Regions from separate parts of the Homo sapiens genome. Here region 1 is linked to region 2. A link is an interaction called in ENCODE POLR2A ChIA-PET data of the cell type or tissue named here. Cell type or tissue: MCF 10A. All regions are shown on one strand. Links, peaks and the distances in the headings refer to the core of each region. The heading gives the core; the rest is flanking DNA.

Region 1 (5,000 bases), core at 1-5,000, 85 kb after region 2:
GTGTAGGCAAGCTCCAACCTGTTGAGGGTGTGGATTCCAGATCCTCTTTCAGAAGAAACTCCCAAAAGACTAGCATTTTGTGGTTGTAGCATATATTAAATATTACATAACCATTAGCATACTTGAATCATAAATATAGTAAATATTATCCTTTTTCACCACCCCACTGCCCCTTCCCCAAATAAAAAAAGAGAAATACTGTTACTGACTTAGGATGTGTTTGTGGCAGGCCTTTGAGGAGAGCCAGAATCTGTGGTAGAGGGAACTTCATTATAGTGGATACTATTATTCTGTTTGCTGAGGGGGCTGGATCTTTACTATTTTGAAGGAGTGGGTAGGGCACCTGAAGAGATTTAGTGACATAACCCTACTAAAAGAATGTGCCTGAGAAGAGGATAGGACAGTTCTTAAATGCTTACTCTATTTCCTATTGTTTATAACAGAATACTTGAATCTGGGTAGCTTAAGAAGAAAAGGAATTTATTTTTTACAGTTATGGAGCCCAAGTCCGAGGTTGAGGGGCTGCATCTGGGGAGGGCTTTCTTGCCGGTGGGGACTCTACAGAGCTCCGAGGTGATCCAGGACCTCACATGGTGAGGGAGTTGTTCATGCTAGCTCAGGTTTCTCTTCCTGTGAAACTATCAGTCTCATTCCCGTGATTACCCATGAATCCATTAACCTATTAATCCATGAATGGATTAATCATTCATGAGGGTAGAGGCTCATGACCCAATCGCCTCTAGGTCCTACCTTTCAATACTGCCACATCCACATTGGAGGTAAAGTTTCAACATGAGTTTTAGAGGTGGCAGTTATTCAAACCATAGCAAATATGTTAAGGTTTTCTCATGGGATTATGTTATCTTCCCCTATAGTGATTGCTAGAATAAAACTCTCTGGGAGCACCAAATTACCAGCAAATGTTTGGGTGACACAGCAAAATTCTTTATACCTCAAGTTGGTGCCCAACATGGCAATGAGGCAAGTTATATATAAGCCCAGAGTACTGAAAAGGAAAATTATTTTCCTATGAAATTCATATGGTGAATTAGAATGGGAAGTAGAGATTAAAATCCCAAACTCTTGAGGTGTACTGATCGATGTACCATTTGATGATAACAATAATGAAGAATGTATGTTTCACAAAGTCTTCTCAACTCTAATGCCCCATTCTAATAGGAAATATGCTTTTAAAAATTAAACTGTTCATTAATTGGATAGTATGTTTAATTGAAATAATTTTTCTTTAAAGAAAAATCTTTCTTCCTAGCTACTTGGGAGGCTGAGATGGGAGGATCACTTGAGCCCAGGAGTTCGAGGCTGCAGTGAGCTATGGTCACACCACTGCACTCCAGCCTGGGCGACAGAGCAAGATCCTGCCTCAAAGTCTTTTTTATGTGTATGGTAAATAAATGTATCCCAAATTTCTATCATCTCACTTTAGTGTTTCACAACTTCTAGTTATGTATAGAAGAGTGGCTTGATTAGTTGATGCTGAAGTCTTGCAGAAAAGAATCAAACTAGAAAGAGAAATACAAGGTATTGTGCATAGGATAGCAGGACCATTACTATTAGTAAACTCTCACTTATAAATTCATATGCATTTAGAGAATTGCCGTAAAGGAAAATCCCTGAACATACATCTACATAAATACTTGCATTTTGAAATTGCCCAGTACTTTTAACTTTTTTTTCAAAGAATTCAAATATTTTAATATTTTAGTGTAGTAGAAATGGACAGTGATATAGAGCTAGTGTCTTACCCTCATTTTAGGGGTATGGAAATGGAAATACTAAAGGTAAAAGACTTGTCTTTCATTTTCAAGTCATTAGTGGTATACCTTAAATAGAAGATTAACTTAAATTACACATTTAATCCTACTTTTATCCCTTGTGACTCCAAATTCATATTATTAAAGACTCTAACATTTTATTTTCCTGTTGTCTACTTTATTATCCCTTTTACTACTCACTACTCCTCATGAACCATCAGCTCCCTAAAATGCTTATGTGCTTCCTAGACTAATGTAACTGGCTATTTACAGACCCCCTTTCCGCAGCCCCGTCCTCTTCCACTTCTCTCTATCTCTTCTCATGCCTTCTGAGGATTCCATTGTGGGGCCACTTCTAATTCCTGCAAAGCCCTGGGCCGATTGCTCAGTTCTCATTAGCTGGCTTCAGGATTTTTACCTTTACTGATTGTGTTCCTTACTTCTGCCATGTGTAGGCAAGTTCCAGCCTGTTGAGGGTGTGGATTCCAGATCCTCTTTCAGATGCCCAGAAGAGTATAAACCTGCTGGAGGAAAAGTGTTCAGAGAGCCTGTTAGAGATCACAAAGAAGAAGGGAATGATTTTAATTTGGAAAGAGAAGAAAAGATTATTGAGGCGATCTGTTTATTTCTTGAATGGAGTAGTTTGTTCAGTCTTTAATTCAGAATAACATATGAAATTTAATGTGTACTGATTACCACTGGATTTCCTTCTGTTTGCTTCAGCTCCCTTGGAATATTTTGTAAACATGATTTTGGTAGTGTTATCATTAAATGTTAGTAAATAAGTCCTGAAAGAACAGAATTTGCCCTTCAGTAATATGTAGAAGCTATGAACAATACTGACAAATAAGCATAATTTGCTTTGGCATTTTATATTTGGGAATAGTTATACCTATTAGGTAAGTGTAGTCTTGTTAGAGAAAATATAACAAAAGACATATAGGCAGTTGGCTTTCAATTACATATATGTGACATATCCATTGTAGATTATTTATGTTCATCTGCTTTGTCCAAGACAGAGTCAGAAAGAGTTTGCAACTGAATGTATGTGTCTGCATGCCAACCCCCACCTTTTGAGTTTTATTTCTAGACTTAATAGTTTCTCTCCTCTCAGTGCGAACGATAGCAGAATAATCATATAGAAATCCCCAGTGTGTGTATAAATTAGCATTCATGCTCTTTTAGTAGAAATTGAATAGGTATACAGTCAGTTTAAGAAGCTGTCCTTTAAATCTTTCCATTTGAAATATTCGTAGAGTTTTAAAGTTGTGTTTGTTGCTTAAGTCAGGGCTTTGCATTTTTTATCATGCATAACAATAACAAACTTAGCTACTAAATAATAGGCATTTAATGCGTACAAACATTATACCGCAACAAAGTTGAATCAGTACTTCCTAACTTTTAAAAAGGAATTTGTAAAGGAAATAGGCTCACCAAGCTTGTGGGTCTGTAATGTTTTTATTGATGAAGTACGAAGGCAATATATCAGCCTTATTGTTGCTGTCAAATGGCTGTTGCAAGAAAAATGATGTTTGTTAGCAGTTCCTGAAGTAGGTAGCAACATTAGTGTTGTGTAAGTTTTTTTTTGTAAAATGCAGTAATCTGCAGATGATGTCGTGAATCCATATACATTGCTCATTTAAAGAAATAACTGACTAGAAATGGACACTTGTTTATAGAGTAGTCCTTTAGACTGGGGTACTGAAAGGGATTTCTAGAATTTTTCAGTTTTAGAAATGAGAAATGACAGTTTCTGTCACTGAGAAAATTGCCTCAGTGACAAATACTCAGGAATTTCATGATAAAAATCAGTAGGTCATTTAAAAATACTTTACACCAAGGTGCACTCAATATCCAACACGGTGTAGAGCAGTAATGAAGACCAAGGTACCCGCTGTAATACAACCTTGTTTACCTTCTAGACAGTTCTGACTAAACTTTTATTCTTGAAGCTGTGCTATTTTTGTCATTTTAATATATGTGAGGACAGACTATATCCAATGAATTTCTAGAATTTCACAAATTCTGGGGAAAAATCTTTTCCTGGGACCTTTGCAGTTTGATGATATCATTCCAGGTGGTATGAATGGGGGCAGGCTCACCAACCCCATGGGTAATCAGACTTGGGCCAACTGGATTTTGGAATCACCTGCAGTGTTTACATTTCTCCCAAGGAGGGTAGGGACCTGTCAGGAAGGAAAAAAGTAGCCTGAAAGGGAACGTTGAACAGCTGTTTTCCATCTTCCCTGAAGAAAAGAAGGGGGAAATTAACTTAAAGCAAGCATCAAGAAGGATTTATGGTAAATACAGGGAAGTTTTTCTGAATGCTTTTATCCTTTAGGATGGATTTCTGAAAAAGGCCTTTGAATTCTTTTCTGTTTAGAAAGGTTTAAATGGGGTTGCCTTGAAGGGATGTTAAATTTATCTTCTGGGGCTCTAATTTATGACTTCTGCTTATTTAAAGTTGAAAATCTTAGAAATTAGAAATGATTTAAATATGTGAATATAGAAGAAAATATTTTAATGTTTTACATAGAAGATGCCTTTACATTTTCTACTTGGTATTTTTATAAGAACAAAGTATTTATTGACTGGTTAAATATTGATCATATATAAGATCAATCTTTCATTGAGGTAAACATTGCAAAACTCCTCCATCCCCTGCTTAATCTGTTTTCTCCCAAACAGGTCATTTTTCCTCCATATTTCTCTTTTTTATTTTTAAAAATTTTGAAGAAACATTTAATTAATAAATATCTATATTCCAGGTATACAACCTAAGTATTTGATATTCATATGCATCATGTAGTGATTGTCACAATCAAATTAATTAACACATCCATCACCACCTTACTGTACCTTAAGTCCCCACCCACATTTCTTTTTTATTCTAGATAACCTTGTTTTTTTTAAGTCTTGTCTTTTACCATTCTCTACATCATTTTCTATGGTAGAACCAGACTGGTAGTGAGAGGGAAAGGATCTCAGTGGTTGCATGAATGTAGGGGGCATTCATCAGTCATGTGATTAAAATATGGGTGTTGCCCATGTAGGAAAGAACCTGGAAACTTCTGTCATACCATGCTTCTTATTGCAGTGTTTATGGTTAAAAACAATAATGGTGTTTTTATAAATAGAATGCTAACTTTATTTTATTTTGTTAAGAAGATGCAATCTCCAGCAGAATTGATCCCATGGTTTTAGGCCTGTGGTTCTGTTTTTTTCTCA
Region 2 (11,533 bases), core at 3,636-8,635:
GAGATGGTATCTCATTGTGGTTTTGATTTGCATTTCTCTGATGGCCAGTGATGATGAGCATTTTTTCATGTGTCTGTAGGCTGTATAAATGTCTTCTTTTGAGAAGTGACTGTTCATATCCCTCGCCCACTTTTTGATGGGGTTGTTTGATTTTTTCTTGTAAATTTGTTTAAGTTCTTTGTAGATTCTGGATACTAGCCCTTTGTCAGATGGGTAGATTGTAAAAATTTTCTCCCATTCTGTAGGTTGCCTATTCACTCTGATGGTAGTTTCTTTTGCTGTGTAGAAGTTCTTTAGTTTAATTAGATCCCATTTGTCAGTTTTGGCTTTTGTTGCCATTGCTTTTGGTGTTTTAGTCATGAAATCCTTGCCCATGCCTATGTCCTGAATGGTATTGCCTAGGTTTTCTTCTAGGGTTTTTGTGGTTTTAGGTCTAACATTTAAGTCTTTAATCCATCTTGAATTAATTTTTGTATGCGGTGTAAGGAAGGGATCCAATTTCAGCTTTCTACATATGGCTAGCCAGTTTTCCCAACACCAGTTATTCAATAGGGAATCCTTTTCCCATTTCTTGTTTTTCTCAGCTTTGTCAAAGATCAGATGGTTGTAGATGTGTGGTATTATTTCTGAGGGCTCTGTTCTGTTCCATTGGTCTATATCTCTGTTTTGGTACCAGTACCATGCTGTTTTGGTTACTGTAGCCTTGTAGTATAGTTTGAAGTCAGGTAGTGTGATGCCTCCAGCTTTGTTCTTTTTGCTTAGGATTGTCTTGGCAATGCGGGCTCTTTTTTGGTTCCATATGAACTTTAGAGGAGTTTTATCCAATTCTGTGAAGAAAGTCATTGGTAGCTTGATGGGGATAGCATTGAATCTATAAATTACCTTGGGCAGTATGGCCATTTTCAGGATATTGATTCTTTCTATCCATGAGCATGGAATGTTCTTCCATTTGTTTGTGTCCTCTTTTATTTCGTTGAGCAGTGGTTTGTAGTTCTCCTTGAAGAGGTCCTTCACATCCCTTGTAAGCTGGATTCCTAGGTATTTTATTCTCTTTGAAGCAATTGTGAATGGAAGGTGAACTCACTTTCTTAAAATGTGTAACCATCATTGATGTTAACTTGATACACAATTTTCTTCTCTCTTCCCTCTTTCCCCTATCCACAAGCATATTAATATAATATTTGTAAGGAAAGTACCCAATTATTTTCTTTCTTTTCAGAGGAGAAGCAGTTATTGATGATCCCCAAATTCAGTATTTTCTCAACTCTATCAGACTGAATGCCATCTTTTTATAACAGATATCTTCTAAAAGAGTCTTTACTTTCCTTAAATGAAATTTATAGATAATATAACCTGCCTACACAGGTAAATAGAAAAACATCAATATAATCACATCATAAAAGAGAAATAAAAGTAATTTATAATATTGTCTATTTTGATATGTAAGGACATTAACATTGCCTACACTGTAAGAAATAGCAAAGTGATTAGAAAGTTATACTTGTTGATATAATCACCATGGATGGAGACTGATATGGGTATGTTTTACCTGTGATTCAAATACCATGGTGATGAGGTTTTCTGAAATGGTGACCCAATCTTTGTTAAGTTCTATAAAAGAAAAAGGAAAAGCTCCCCTTGGTACATGTTACTGTATTTCTTCCATTATAGGAAATACATTTCACATTTCTTAAATCAGGATGTGTCTTACAAGCACTGTCAGCCATGTGTCAGTCATTGCATCATTACCATCATCACTGCCTGAGCATGTGTGTATCCGGTTATTGTTACCAATTTCTGGACAAACTAAAGATCATCTGAAGAAAGAATATGTGCTGTTTGTTGCCTTAAAACTTTCCATTAATCTCTTTGAAAGACTCAAAAAAGTACTGACATCAAAACTTACAATAATTTATGCCTGGCTTGAATTAAAACTCTTCTAGACAGAAGAGTTGAGCACTGTTCTAGGAAATATTGCATCATCAAAACACTTGATAGCAGAGAGGATAGTATTGCTTGGAAAAAAATATGGATATTGACACCTCTGAGCCAAACTTTCAGTAAATTTTGTGAATATGAAGTTTTATGAATACCTTAACAATTTATTTTGCTTTTCCCTTTCCTTTCATTTATTTCCAAGTATGATATTTTATTTCTGTCTAAAGCCTAAAAGAGTTCTTTTTAAAAACATAAAATAATTATGTATAAGAATGCATCATGTCATAGTTTAATTGGCAGTGTTTTTTCTCCTTGTCTTCCTTTCTTGGTGATACTTAAATAATACTTTGTTTTACAATTGATGTCTCAAATTAGATGAAATACCATAATTTCCTTCCTGGAAAGTTTATTGCACATTAAATCAGTGTAAACATGTTTAGTGTTTATATGTAAAATGTTAAATTCGAGGCTCAGATAAATATAAATAGGTTTTCCCTCTGGGAAGGAGAGCATTTTTTGTTGAGGGAGACTTCCCTTGGATAGTATGATATCTAGCATCCATGACACCACCTAATAAAAGTAGCAACTCTCATTTTTTGTAATTACTAAAATTCACATCTACAAACTTCCAAGACATCCTTAAGGAAGGTGCAGCTCCTGCTGAGATTGTCACTTTTAAATACTGCTAGGCATGTCATTCCTATTGATGCTCACTAGAGGGAGCAACTGGTCTTTAAGAAAGTGATGTATCTAGTCTCTGATGGAAGAACTATGGGATGGTCTTTCACTATAAATTAAATACTTTTTTATTTAAATTGAATCACAAACTTTTATTCCCACTAAGCTGTAATTGTTACAATGTATTTTTCTCAGACAAGTTTAGGTTTATTATGATGGCTCCAATACTCAAATTGTTTACGTATCTCATAGGAGCCTGCCTACAAAGTCCCTACGCAGTCATGAATCTGATTTCAAGTTACAGCTCTCCTACTCACTAGCTGTTTGACTGGAGCTAGTCATCTTTCTGAGCCACAATTTCCTCATAGGTAAAATGGAGATTATAATACATATTTCACAAGCCTATTATGAAAATGAAATAAGATATATATAAAGTGTACTATAAGCTTTCAATGAATAGAAGATGGTAATATTATTTGTATTATGCTAAAACTTAGGCATATTAAAGTTAGACTATTGTGCAAGGTATAATCTGGCACTAAATTTTCAATTTCCTGTACACAGCTAACTATATAGAATTTCAGAGAAGAATATAATCCCTGTGGATTAGAGTGGTCAGTGGAAGAAATGAGCCTTGACTTATATTCTGCTATGGGTGAGCATTGAATAGCTTGAGAAAGAAGTGGGGCGTGAGGACATAGTAACCATACTTGTCCACTGCTCCAGCTATTTCAACATGCATTCAAGACCTGCACTGTCCAATACTATAGGCACTAGCCATATGTGTCTATTTTGATTTAAATTAATTAAAATGAAGTAAAGTAAAAAATTCAGTTCATCAGTCACACTAATTACATTTCAAGTACTTATTAGCAACATCTGACTAGTGGCTGCTATATTGGATCTCATGCAACATTTCATCATGGCAAGAAGTTTGTTGGACAACATTATTCTAGACATACAGCATCTTCAAGTGGTGGAAAAAGGTGTAGTTGCTGGAACTAAAATGCCATACCACAGAGGTAGCAGGCACACATTTTATAAGAGTCTTAAGGGAAAAAAACACCTTTTGAAATTCATACTAGCAGCATTTTTGAGCAAAAATTTTGTGTGTTTATAATTGGGAGTATATAAGTAGAAGTACTTATCCACTGGCTCACATAACATAAAAAGGATAATCCAAATATTATGTTGCTTCACTATAAAACTTACATATTTAAAATAAGTTACAAAAATCTGAGCCATTACCCTTCAGAGAGAGGAATGAAGCTAAATGGGTCAAATTCAGGAAGTGTTAGTTGAAAAATATGTGTAATTAAATTAGTTATTTAAATAACCAATAAAATGTGTACTTGGTGGGACAAACCCCTACTGTATTTTTAGTAAGGTAAAATGGTAAGGTATAATAATTTAAAAGAAAATTTAAAAATAATGTACATGAAACAATGAAAATACTTGCATAGATTTTTTAAAGTCACTATGAATCATAGTGATTTGTTTGTTACTATACCAAAAATTCACAGTCAAGCCATTTAATAAACATGACTGTTATATGTGAAAGCATCTCAATATCCTAAGATTAAGCAATTTCATGCAAAGGAAATATTTCTGTGTATTTTTTAGGTAGTATTTAGATCTGCAGCTAAAACCCTTTAAACATTTTGTTAGTTGCCATTCATTTAAAACTCCAGAGCTCATGTATCATACAAAAATATCAGAAATTTCTTTTTTAAATGGAAATATAGTCCTAGGGTCAAAGAACCTTTTCAGAACAACTAGACCTTCATGATAAAAAAAATAAAAATAATAAAAAGTAAAGAAAACCAGCCCTCTTGTTTTAAAACAAAATTCATCAAGGTCATTTACTACTTTCCACATACAAATTGATTCAATATGAAAAGTTCATATTATGGTATCCAGCTTAATACTTTGGTTGTCATAACACTTCATCCATTAGCTGAGAACTCTGCCTTGTGAGTTCTTTGGCTCTGAGACTATATTATAACTTCACTGGGTTTGTAAGCAAGCCATTCTATGCACATCTGTTTTAAAAATGTGACAGGTTGATTTGAAAAATACCATATTTCATTCATCATCATAAATAGAAATATTTATATTTATTGAATATTTACTACATAATAGATACTGTGTTAAATGCTTTTCATATATTATTTAATTGCCTCACCCCTCCATTACATAGGTAGTATTCACCCTGTTGTGAAGATTAAGAAATCCCAGAGATATCAGGTGACTTGCCTAAAGTTACATGACTAATAAGTAATGGAGTATGGATATAAACCCAGTTTATTGGCTTCAAAGCTCTTTGTACTATGCCATGTTGCTTTTCTGATTTCTTGAAATCTTTGACAGTAACCGGGGAACTCAAGGGTTACTGCCACCTATTTTCTAATAACTTCGTTTTCTTGGATCTGTATCATTAGTGCCTAGCACCTAGAAGATTCTTAGGCAGTGTTGGCTGCATTGATTGAATGATTCCACACTGATGGCTAGCTTAAACAGCCATGGAAACTTTAATTATAATATATTAATCTAAACAGGACATATGGTTTTTAGGAGTTAAGTGCCCTCAGGGGAAGCATTTACTAAATGTGGGGCACATTTTAAAAGTAATATCTCCTGCTACTGCTGATATTTCTAAATTAACAGTATTTCTAGATTCTCAGACTTGGGGTTCAGAGATTTCACTTGCTGATTAATTAATTCAAGGATATAAGAGCTCTAGCAAATAAATATTTTATTAATTTGTACTGTTCTACACTCAGGAGCAATTATTGAAAATCAAGGTTTGTTATCAGGAAATACATGAAGTCTTATTTGGAAATAATTCCTTAAAACTCATCCTGAGAAGAGACAATCTGCATCCTTCCCACTTAGTATATCATCTACCCATTTGTGGTCTCTCATAATTGGAAATATTTCCCTAATTCCAAAAGCAGAAAGGAATCCTCTTAACTGCTAACTTCTCTCCCAAAGGGAGAAACTTTTTCCAGCCAACCTCAGTGAAATTGTTGATTGAATGCTGATCCTAGAACTGCATTATGAATGCAAAAAAGTAAACAAAGCACCCATTCTAAGTTTGCTCAATTTTCTGGCCACCACTGTGCTCTGCAATGTCATCTGTAGCACAGAAGATTGGAGGCGTAGACTTGAGACCAGACCACTTCGTCTGTTCTTTCCAAACTCTCTAAATTCAAAACATTTGTTGAGGTTTATGCAGGACACAAGAGTTGTGGGATGGCATACAAAAATCTGAAAGTCATGGACTTTGTTCATTAGGGACCACAGTGTTGTGGAGAAGATAGACACAGAAACACATAATTATAATACCAGATGAAACAAACAATTATAATACCAGATGATACCAATAATTATAATACTAGGAGAGTGTTGTTCCAGCAAGAGAGATGTGGACAAAGGGCTTTGGGTGCACAGAATAGGAAATTTGTATTCCTATATTGATAAGAGAGCTTGGTAAGAATTCAGAGGTGATAATTTTGAGATGAGTCCTAATAAGAAAAATAAAATTATAATAAGAGAGAGGGGGTGAAAATTCCAGGTTGACTAAAATACCCTGAACAAAGACTCAAATACAAGTAGAAGTCCAGCCAGCTTGAGGAAATGACTGAAAGATAGGGAGATTAGTTGGGGGTGATGGTTAGGTAAAATGGAATCTGATAGTTAAAGGCTTTTTATTATACATTATTATATGTTTATGATATATTAAATATAATTATATATATACATATTTGTTAATCCTATGGGTATTAGAGGATATTGGAGGCTTTTAAACAGGGGATTGACATGGACAGTGTCAGAAAATAATATTAATTGCCATATGGAAAATGATGTGAAGGTTATATGATTAAAGGCTGGGATATCAGTTGTGAAGTATTATAAAAATGCAGGCAAGGGTAGATGAGGATATCTTTAGGAATGTAGTAACTGACAACAGAATATGTCAGATAAATTGTAGAACCAATTGAAAAACTAGATATGAAAGTAGACAAGAAGTTAAGGAAGACTGATTTGTTTAGTTTGGGTAACAAGGATGGGTGGAAATGTGATTGAGTTATGGAATACAGGAAGAAGATCGGGTTGTAGTGGGAGGAGAGATCAACAGTTCAGCTACAGACAAGGAGAGTTTCATGTGACTCTAGGGAGATGTTGGGTATTTGTAGATCAGATAGATTTGGGTATTTGTAGAGCAGGAGAAGAGTGGGGTTTACAGTTAGACTTGGAAATCTTGAGTGTTTAGGTGATAGTTGACATCATCAGAGTGGACGAGAACACCAGGAAGACAAGTAGAGGAAGAAGAAAGGAAGGCCAAAAATAGAGCTCTGAGGAACACTGACGTGAAAGAAACAGATGAGGTGGCACAAGTAGAGGAAACTGAGAAATAGCCATTAGAGGTAGGGAAAGAACCAGAAGAGTGTTGTTTCAGTATGCAAGGGAAGAATGGACTTCAGGAAGCTAAGGTTCAAGGGATGCAGCCATATTGAGTGAGATGAAGACTGGGAAGAAAAGTTTCCGAATTGGGCGGCAGCTATACAGCATGGGTGTCTTTAGTGAGAGCAATTTCAGAAAAGTAGCAAGACAGAAAAATTGCAGAGTTGAAAAAATGAATGATAAATGAACATATAGATAGTGTGTGAGGCCAGTTCTTTCATAATTGTCAGTATAGAAAAGGGGAAAGACTGGATGACAAGTTCAAGGAGATGCAGGGTTGAGGGAAGAATGTTTGTAGGGAGCAGCATTGTTGGGAGCAGAGTAAGGATCTGATTATTACACTGAAGTGTTGAGGAAGCAAACAAACAAAAAAAAAGAAAACAAACTGAATGTCAGTAAGTAGAAGAAAGGTTGGATAAATTATGGCATGTTTATACAACTGAATATTACGTAACCTTTAAAAGGAATAAATTGGATCCAAAGTAGTGACCTGGAAAAGCATCCATGTTAATTAGAAAGATGTAAAAGAACATTGCAGACCAATAAGTATATGCTAATTATATTTTAATAAATATTAGCTGACACCCTTGTATCTATATAAATGCAAGAAATATTAAGAAAGGATGTGTACCCAGTTGCCAACAGTGGTGATCTCTGGGGGATGAGGATGGGAAGGGGACTTTAGCTTATTGCTTCTTAGAATTTTAAAGAGAGGTGGTGACATTAGGAATGACTTTTACACATTGGATTTAAAATATTTTTCAGACAAACATTAAAGAAAACCCTCTCATACAATGATGAGATAATTTAACTTTATATAATTAACTACAGAATTCAAAGAAGAAAATAACATAAACGAACACATTTGCTTTAATAAGTTATTGGGCTTGTATTTAAAGCTGAAGCAAAAACATTTGCTCAGATGTGATATTGAGTTCAAGGTGAATTAAAGGTTTTTCCTTTTCTTTTTTTCTTTTTTTTTTTTGACACGGAGTCTTGCTCTGTCACCAGACTCGAGTGCAGTGGCGTGATCTCAGCTCACTACAACCTCTGCCTCCCAGGTTCAAGCTATTCTCCTGCCTCAGACTCCCAAGTAATTGGGACTACAGGTGTGCTCCACCATGCCCAGCTAATTTTTGTACTTTTGGGAGAGACAGGGTTTCACCATGATGGTTTGTTTTTCTTAATTCTGGAAGATGAGGCCAATATTTGTTTGAAGAGTGATTTAAAATAGCTGAAATTCAGTCAAAAACTTAATTTACTGGGTTGTACCTCTTTATTATGAAGTATTGGTTGCTTTTAAAATGAGCTAGAGGCCAGACATGGTAGCTCACATCTATAATCTTAACACTTTCGGAGACAAAGGCAACAAGATTGCTTGAGCTCAGGAGTTCAAGATCAGCCTAGGAAACATAGCGAGACTTTGGCTGTACTAACAATAGAAAAATTAGTCAGGCATGGTGGTGTCTGGAGGCTGAACTGGGAGGATCACCTGAGCCAGGGAGATCAAGGCTGCAGTGAGCTATGATCACGCCACTGCACTCCAGCCTGGGTGACAGAATGAGACGTTGCCTCAAAAAGAAATAAAAAGAGCTAGAAGTGACCTTGGTGATCTATTTGGTAATATTTCTTTTGTCTAAAGTATGTTTTTAAAATATATATACAATTAGTAACTAGCTAATAGTTAATAAATATGTCTATTTTTAGAAAAATTTATTATTTTATTTTCTATTTTTGAGACAAGGTCTCACTCTGTCACCCAGGCTGGAGTGCAGTGGCATGATCACAGTTCTCTGCAGCCTCGACCTCCTGGGCTCAAGCAATCCTCCCACCTCAGCTTCCCAAGTAGCTAGGACTACAGGCATGTGCCACCATGCCAGTTAATTTTTTAATTTTTTGTAGAGATGAGGTCTTGCTATGCTGCCCAGGCTGGTCTTGAACTCCTGGGCTCAAGGGATCCTTTTGGTTCAGCCTCCCAAAGTGTTGGGATTATAGGAGTGAGCCACTGTGCCTGGCCAAAAATGATTTTATATGGAACACTTAGAAGCAGGGTGCTGGAATTAGCAAAAAACAGTTTTCAAGTTAAACGTAGTTTAGTAATCAGAATTGTATTGACAGTAACAGATTCATTGTAAAATAGAAATGCTCCTATATTCATACATTAGTTTAAGTAAGTTAAATAATCTGTAAACCAACTTTCTTGGATTGAATTCTGAGGTCAAGCCAGGTTAATAGAAGGGTCAGGGAAGATAGGAAAGCCATAAATATGGTTCTTAAAGCTTGTGGGCACAAGAACTCTTGGAATGAAGGTAGATAGGGGAAGTATTTGTAAAGGGAAGTGAGAAGATGTCAGGAAAGTCCTGCAAGTGGGTACCTGAATCATGGCATTACCAGTGGTTTAGCATATCAGAACCTCAGCCCAGAGTTTCACCATCTAGTCTCTGGTCCCATCCCGAAGCCAGAAAGAACATAAGGAAAAAGAGGAGATGTGAATAACAAGTCTCTCCTCCAATTTCCTCTCACCCCATCTTTATTACCAATTACCAGTGGAAAGCAAAATGATATATGCAGAACACCCCATCTCAAAGCCCTAAAGGTGGTTAAATGAGTAGACTACTCACCAACTCCTTACTGAGCACTTCCTATAGTAAGTATGATAAGTGATGAGGATTTAACGATAAAAGACACTGTTCATGCCCTCGAGAGACTGCCCACGGTGGGGTGGAGGGTGATTTGGAAATAAATCATACTGCAGTGTGAAAACAGGAATATTAGGTATATTCTACCAAGTACAAGCTGAACACAGAAAAAAAGACCTACTGATTGCTGTGGCGGTTGGAGGAGCTTCCTAGAAGAAGAAAGGACACTTGTGCTAGGACTTGAAGGCAGAAGAAAGGTGGGAGAGGAGAAGATGGGAGGAGATAGGTTCAGGGAACAGCCTAGGCAAAGGTGTGGAGGGTTGTGGGGAGAGAGCGGGAGAGTGGATGAGGAAGGAAGGCTTGAATGTGGCTTGGCTTATATTTGAAGGACTTTGAGACTCGCTGTGGAGTATTATGTTCTGCTGTGGTCATCCTATTAAACCCTGACTACATCCATTGATTTTTTTTCCTATTTAAAATTTCCTATTTAAAATATTTCCTTCCAAACATTTTTTAATTTCAAGGTCTTTATGTAAGATGAGATGTGATCCAACAACTATACTAGCCCACATGTGAAATGACAAGGCAGAAACCACAATACAGAAAATAAAATAAAACAGCCTTAATTTAAATATTTAAAGTAGAGCTGTCTAGATTTTCAGAAAGCAATAATGTGTCTCCTGGAAATTGACTGATATGTTTTTTGACACTGTTAGTTTCAGTTATTTTTCAAGGCATCACTAAACCCTGGAAGAGAACAGTCTTAATTTATAGTTTAAGTAGGTTTATTTAAGGGGAAAAAGAAAATTGCAAGATGTCATTTTATTTCCATTCCAAAAATAAGCATAACATTATCATAGAAGCCTCTTTGAAAGTAGAACTTCATTAATTGGGACTCCACTGAGGAAAATTTTTCCATAATCTCATCAGTTTTGCCTTTGCTTAGCAAACCATCATTTTATGATTATCATAAACCAATAATAAACTAGGCATATTGGAATTATATTTACAATATGAAAGACAGCACTTTTCATTCAACCTCATCAATCTTGGAAACCTATTTTTTCATTAAATAAATATTTCTGAAATCACTAAAATGTGCCTGGTGACATTCTACATACTGGGGATATATAGCTGTCCCTTGGTATCCAGGGGAATTGGTTCCAGTACCCCCTCAGATACCAAAATCCATGGATGCTGAAGTCCTTGATAGAAAATGATGTAGTATTTGTGTATAACCTACACACATCCTACCCTATACTTCAAATCATCTCTACATTATTCATCATATCTAATACAATGTAAATGATATGTAAACAATGTTATACTGTATTATTTTTTAATTTGTATTATTGTTTACTGTTACGTATTTTCTTGAAATATTTTCAATTCATGGTTGGTTAAATCTGTAGATGTAGAACCCTTGGATATGAAGGGTGGACTGTGGGGTTGAACAAGACATGCTAAATCCCTGCCTATTAGGAGTTTATATTTTGATGCGAGGAGAAAGATAATAAATATGAAAACATAAAAAGATAATTTGAAGGACCCAAGAAATGCTCTAAATAAAGTAATTTAAAAGTGTGACTGGGGCTAAGGTTTTGTGTGGAGGTGATATTTAAGTTAGACCTGAGTGGTGAGAAGGTGTCAGATGTAAAGATCCACTAGGAATTACATTATAAGTGGAATGAACAAAGGAGCAAAGACCCTGAGACAGGTTTAGTTAACAAAAAAGAAGAGTAGTGTGGCTGAGTAGTGAACATCCTTATTTTGGAAATGAGGTCAGAAAGATGAAGATGGTCAGATCATGT

What was found. Peaks named below come from ENCODE experiments on the same cell type or tissue, not always from the same donor. Only the 100,000 strongest peaks of a DNase experiment are listed, where the experiment ranks them.
Region 1: POLR2A ChIA-PET joins it to region 2 with 5 read pairs; 7 of 35 experiments call an interaction of 5 or more read pairs at or near these places.

The regions. Positions count from the first base shown.
Region 1 is chr6:116,374,121-116,379,120 of GRCh38, forward strand. The region is part of intron 1 of DSE (dermatan sulfate epimerase); the gene reads left to right. Among named protein-coding and RNA genes, the nearest start is that of DSE, 5.7 kb to the left of the region's middle. In MCF 10A, for the core only: no CTCF peak of the experiment used is centred there; DNase peaks (open chromatin) are centred at 11 and 2,231.
Region 2 is chr6:116,285,223-116,296,755 of GRCh38, forward strand. It overlaps a transcript of DSE not described here. Among named protein-coding and RNA genes, the nearest start is that of TSPYL1, 11 kb to the left of the region's middle. In MCF 10A, for the core only: no CTCF peak of the experiment used is centred there; no DNase peak of the experiment used is centred there.